2 separate regions of the Mus musculus genome follow, and region 1 is linked to region 2. The links are chromatin loops, found by intact Hi-C in ENCODE. Cell type or tissue: left cerebral cortex. All regions are shown on one strand. Links, peaks and the distances in the headings refer to the core of each region. The heading gives the core; the rest is flanking DNA.

What was found. Hi-C counts contacts between places; a loop is a spot of excess contacts. Peaks named below come from ENCODE experiments on the same cell type or tissue, not always from the same donor. Only the 100,000 strongest peaks of a DNase experiment are listed, where the experiment ranks them.
Region 1: it touches region 2 in a loop (2.0-fold over the local background); 2 of 42 quality-filtered maps call a loop at or near these places.

What each region holds. Positions count from the first base shown.
Region 1 is chr19:55,554,921-55,557,833 of GRCm38, reverse strand. All of the region lies in intron 7 of Vti1a (vesicle transport through interaction with t-SNAREs 1A), which reads right to left. Among named protein-coding and RNA genes, the nearest start is that of Gm41871, 140 kb to the left of the region's middle. In left cerebral cortex, for the core only: no CTCF peak of the experiment used is centred there; a DNase peak (open chromatin) is centred at 1,378.
Region 2 is chr19:56,199,416-56,202,328 of GRCm38, reverse strand. No RefSeq gene overlaps it. Among named protein-coding and RNA genes, the nearest start is that of Gm32028, 23 kb to the right of the region's middle. In left cerebral cortex, for the core only: CTCF peaks have their summits at 361 (motif pointing right) and 1,118 (motif pointing right); a DNase peak (open chromatin) is centred at 383.

The DNA.
Region 1 (2,913 bases), core at 228-2,727, 640 kb after region 2:
GAGAGGTAATGGTTGTCTAACACTGCCAGTATACGGAACTGTTCACGTTCAAGTTGTTAATTAAATCTAATATTTTTTTCGTAGAATGCAATTTGATCATTTCTTTCGCCTTACTCCACTCCTCCCAGGTCCTCCCAACCTTCTCATCCATGTGCTGTCATGTTCTGCTTCTTTCTCTCAGAAAGAAAAAAAAAAACTAACCCCCCAACCCCCCAAAAAACCCATAAAACAAGAAAAAAACAAACAGAAGACACAAGAAACTAATATGACAAAAATAAAATGACTAATTTTATATAGTTTTATGAATTTTAAATTAAAAACCGATAAAGGTGGGGCTGGTGAGATGGCTCAGTGGGTAAGAGCACCCGACTGCTCTTCCGAAGGTCCAGAGTTCAAATCCCAGCAACCACATGGTGGCTTACAACCATCCGTAACAAGATCTGACTCCCTCTTCTGGAATGTCTGAAGACAGCTACAGTGTACTTACATATAATCAATAAATAAATCTTTTAAAAGAAACAGATAAAGGCAAAATCAAATTAGAACAAAACAGAAAAAAAAAAAGCTCCCAATGATAACCTGCAGTGCTTTGTAGTTCAGGGTTATGGGGACTTAGAATCCCCCCTCAAACCCAAAGACACCAACAGCAAGACCCATAGAAAACAGGCTAGTGCCTCATGCTGGTGCCCATTCGGCTTGCTGTGGTGTGTCCCCGGTGGGCATGGATCTTTCTCCTCATTACTGCCCATCCTTTTCTTAGGGGTCAGCACTGGACAAGGTAACTTGGCCATAACCTTGTTTCCTGTAGGTACACCCTCCACCTTTGCTGACCTCCACCTTTGCTGACGGAGTAATGTGAGCAGTCCGTCTGTCATGCAGAGGGAGACACATGGGGGCGGGGGGGGGGGGAGGTGAACCAAAGGAGCATGCACAGAGAGGGCACAGGGTCAGGAAACAGTAAGCAAAACTTTCTGCCATTTGTATTGGTCATCAGCAACCCAGGGAGAATAAAGGGCTCCCTGATGCTCAGTGCGTCCTCAGGAAGATTAATTAACATGCGTAAAGGCCACACACAATGTGAAAGGCCCCGTAATGGATCTCCAAAAGCTGGAGTCCCTGGTTTCCAGAAGGGTCACGAAACACTGAGTGGAAAATATTCCCTAGAAGACAGGGCTGGATGACCCCGGCCACGAAGAACACAGCAAAGAGAGGGCTGGGCTTGTCTGGGGCTCTCTTCATTCTCCGGCTGCATCTGATCTGACAGACGTGGTGAGTAATTAGGCCCTTGTCCATTCAGACTCTGAATGCTTGCACTGCCCAGAGAATGGGGCAGGGATAATGAGAGGCACAGCCCCTGTGGGACTATTCAGGAGTGCTCAAATTTGCATGGTCACATGAACCCGAAGGAAGTGGATTATGCCGGCCTGGCCAGGAAGTGGAGACCGCCAAGGCTTTCTCATTTGCATAAATCGTAGGGCTGGCGAGCAGGAGGCTTAAGCTCCCTCAGAGGAGCCCAGCTGCAGAGACCTGCACATCTCTGTGGCTACAGCCTGCTCTGGGTGACTTCACTTGCTACGTCATGTCACGTCGTCTGGAGTTTTGACAATATGAGCCGTTACGTTTCTGGAAATGTGATTTTTTTTTTTTTTTTTTTTTTTTAGCAAGTGAGTGAGGAGGTTTCTGCAGTCCCTTAGTGAAGGGATTTCTTTAATCACTCTGGGAAAACAAGGTTCTTAGGTAAGGGGTAACGCCTTCCATTATGTCTGCTGCTGTTAACTTAAGTTCTAATTGTAACAAGGTGCTTAAGGGAGAATTGTTTGTGGCTTTAGAAATAGCTAATGCCTCTCCAAAAGGATTACTTTTATTTTAAGCTTCAAATGAAGGCTACCAATTAATTAGTCCATTTACATAAAAATGTCTTGGATCTGTTACCTGCAAAGATAAAGGGTGAAATCTACCCTCTAATTGGGGGGTGGGGAAAGCCATGTGCAGTAAACACATAGGAGTCCTGGGCCAAAAACAAGTGGAAATTATTAATTAAAAACAAATGTCAGAAATTCATTTCATCCTATGTGATATGGGTGATATCAATATGCTAATTGAATAACCTTCCCTTACGTGTTTCTGCTCCATGCTGTGCCACATAGCTTCCCCATCGGCACACAGTCAGGGGTAATGTATACCTGCAGTCTCAGCAACAGGCAGGCCAAGGCAGAAGGACCTCATGTTTGAGGCTAGCCTGTGCTAAAACAAATTAGGTTCTAGGCCCGGCTGGATCATATAGTGAGGCTCAGTTTGAAATGCACACAGCAACAAAAAGACACACAGAGCTTCAGGATGGCTCCAGAGGGACTGGAAGCCCCCTTAGTCCTCCAGCCCCCAACTCCTAGGGCTAGCCGCACAAGGCTTCCCACTGTCACAGGCCTCTGCCCATCATTCTCGGCCAAAGATCTACACTGGTTACTTTCCTCAGTACTGTGTGTGTCCTGCGTGAGTTCAACTCAGGCACAGTCACAACAAACTTCCAGAGACCTCGGGGTAACAAGGAAGCAGATATTTACCACTGAAAAAACTAAGTGTCTTAATCCCTTTAAAACACACAACTGAACAGGAAGCATATATTACCCAGAGTAATTACATGTGTTTTCTTGTCATTATGCATAAATTACTCACTCTATCCCAAGGGGGGGTATTAAAAGATTCTTCTTTACAGTAGAATTTTCACTGTAAAACACCCCTCACTGCAAAGTCCCATTTTTCGAATACCCCGTCTAGTCTTTAGAGACTTAGGCTTGTTTGGTTTTCTCATTGGGTTTACTGATATAAGGTGGCCAAGTTAAATGCAGAGAAGACTGGGGAGAGAAGCAGAAGCTGTCCCAGGGCTTGGTGAGCACCAGTAAGAGCTGGCGTCCA
Region 2 (2,913 bases), core at 166-2,665:
GCATGTTTGGGTTCTGTTGCTTTTTTCCTGAGCTGGGTCCAAGATGTTGCCCTAGATGTGAGAGCCTCTCCTTGGCAGACTTTGACAGAGCATGCTGTCAGAAGAGTCCTAAGAATTAAAAGAGGGTTTTCTTGTGTTCTTTTCAGGAAATAAATGTAAAAGATTCAAAACTGTGTTCACACAAATTTTCCTCTGCTGATGTCCAGCTGGGGAAAGATGGGAGAGGAACAGAGAGAGAGAGAGAGAGAGAGAGAGAGAGAGAGAGAGAGAGAGAGAGAGAGAGAGAGAGAGACCTGGGCTTGATTTGCTAAAGGATGGAGCTGGGGACCACCTTGCTCTGGCCTGGAGGTGCCACAAGATGGCAGCATTTCTGAATCTTCTCAGTGCTCAGGGGGCCAGCCTGCAGGGCACAGGGCTGCCTTGGCCTGACCTGTCTTCCCTGCATTAAGAAGTATTAAGAGGTCCAACCAGAACATCTGCTTGAAGGGCTGGATATCCACAGTCCAGCTCTCTCAACAACATCAACTCAGTGGCCATGTGGACCCTACATTGGATTGACTTAGTTTTTTAAAGAAACTGCCTTTTGGCCAGCTGTTGTACAAAGCTAAGGAACTCTGGGGTGCATTAGGAAGCACAGCCTTTGAGCCTCAGTCTGGGCACTGAGGGCTCCATCAACTGTCTGGCATCAAGGCCAGAAGCCCTGCTCTTCCAACCTCCAACACCAGGATCTAACAGCCTAACAGGCAGTTTTGTCAAGGCAACCCTTCTTGGTGTGTATCCTGGACAGCTTACTCACTTACTCGCTTGTAAATCAACATTCATTTGGCAACTTTTGAGCCAGAGTCTCCAGGGAAACAGAGTAAAGCTCTTCCATCATGGAATCTGCATCTCGGATGTGCCGCTGGAGGCCAAGTTCATGAAACTTTGTTGCGAAGGGTCTTGTAGGGTGATGACTGGGACTCTAGAAGCCTCCATCACCTTCTAGCTGAGCCTCTGCGTCTGTTTTCTGAGATGTTGTGTGTGTTATTGGAAGCAATTAAAGAGCAAATAGGTTATGTGAATTTATCATAGGCTAGATGAGAGCTGTTTCAGGTACAGCTATGCAGCCTCCCAACACCAGAGGGCGCTGTTTACATAACTGCTTCTGCAACCTTTATCGCTTAAATCTCAAGTTACCCATCGATGATATCACCGAGGGACTGTTGTTATGAAGATTAAATAAATAGATGAATGAATAAATAAATAAATAAATAAATAAATAAATAAATAAATAAATAAATAAATAATAAAGTATGCAAATAATGTTTATCTCCATACCTGGTGTGCATCATTACAATTCGATTTAGATACCCATTGTTAGAGCTAAATATAAAGATTGAAACCTGCTTTTGATGTCGTAACTAGGGTCTCAGGGTGGTCTTCAGAGCGTGTATTTGGTTCTGAATACCAACTTTCACCAGACAACCCCTTCCTTTTTCCTTCTGCCTAAAGAACTTGTCTCTGTCGTTGAAGTGGCTGTGAGTCCTCACTTCTCTCTCTGAGCATTCGTGGTCTGACCAGCGGCCAGCTCTAGATCACTGAAGGAAGGTTTGTCTAATCAATTGGACAGGGACACTGGCCAAGAATTATCCAAAAGAGGAGTGATGGGGGGGAGGGAAACCATGGCTACATTGAGTGACCTCTACAGTGGTAACTACTGACCTGCCCAAGATCAACTGACTTGTCAGACTCAGGGCTGAGGTCTGAACCTAGCCATGTGGCTCAGCCAACTCAGAGAAGATTTGAAACCTCTTCAGCATCACACTCCACAGGAAAGCATCCGCTTATCATTTGTCCCCAAACCTGGTGACTCTGGAGAGCAGGTGAAGCAGAGAGAGGTTGGTTATAGCTCAGCACAGGGATGTGTCTCAGGAGATCTGGATTGGGGCTCTATGTGAAGTGCCTGTGAGTCTGGGCAAGTTTTTTCCATCTCTGGTCTTTGGTTTCGTGTATATAAATCAAAGATGGCCACTCATTGTATTCAAGCTCGCCCTCCCTGCAGCAACCACAGACAAGCAGTGAATTCAGAGGAACCAGGTGACCCAAGCCATACAGCTGGACCTAGGGAGGAGCCTTACTCAAGGGAGTGGAAGTAGAAATCTCCTCTCCCCGTCGTCCATCTGCAAGTGTGAGGCCCATTCAAGGCATCCACACTGCGTCTACCCTACTGAGGTTTCCGTCTCCATCTCTAACCTGGCCCTCAGCTTACTTCTAAGTTGAGCCTGCCTTGTTTCTATGACTCAGTTCTAGGCTCTTTCCTGATCATTTAAAAAGCTTTTATCACATCTGAAAATGTTTCCCAAACGGCAACCAACTCCCAGGGGACGGGGGGTGGGGTGGGGGAGGAAACCCAGTGTTTTGATGAGTTAAGTGTAAACGGATCAAAACCATATGCATTAAATTTCCCCTGAAATACTCTCGAATTGACCATTAAGGACAAATGCTTTGGGACAATGTGAGCTGGGGTGGGAGGGGGTGGAGTGGGAGAGGGTCGGGAGCTGAGGCCAGACTTGGAGCAGCCTCTGTGTCCCTTGGCAACAGGCTTATGTGTTCCACTGTGTGCATGCCCCCAAAGTCCCAGATGCCCTAACGGACACTCATTTTTTTAAACGGATAAGCTGATAATCTTAAACAGTAACTTAATGAGACCTTGGAGGAAAAATCCAAGTGACAAAGGGCGTCTTGTTCAGCCGCTCTGGCTCTGTGAGTCTGTTTGAAATATGGTAGACTTGTTCAAGGTGCTGAACAACTGCTGTGGTTTGGGACTGGAATGCCCCTGCCAAAACTCATGTTAGGGTTTAATTGCCAGTCAAAGGAAGGTAAGAGGTCGTAGGGTCACTGAGGGACATCGGATCATGGGAATTCTGCCTCCCA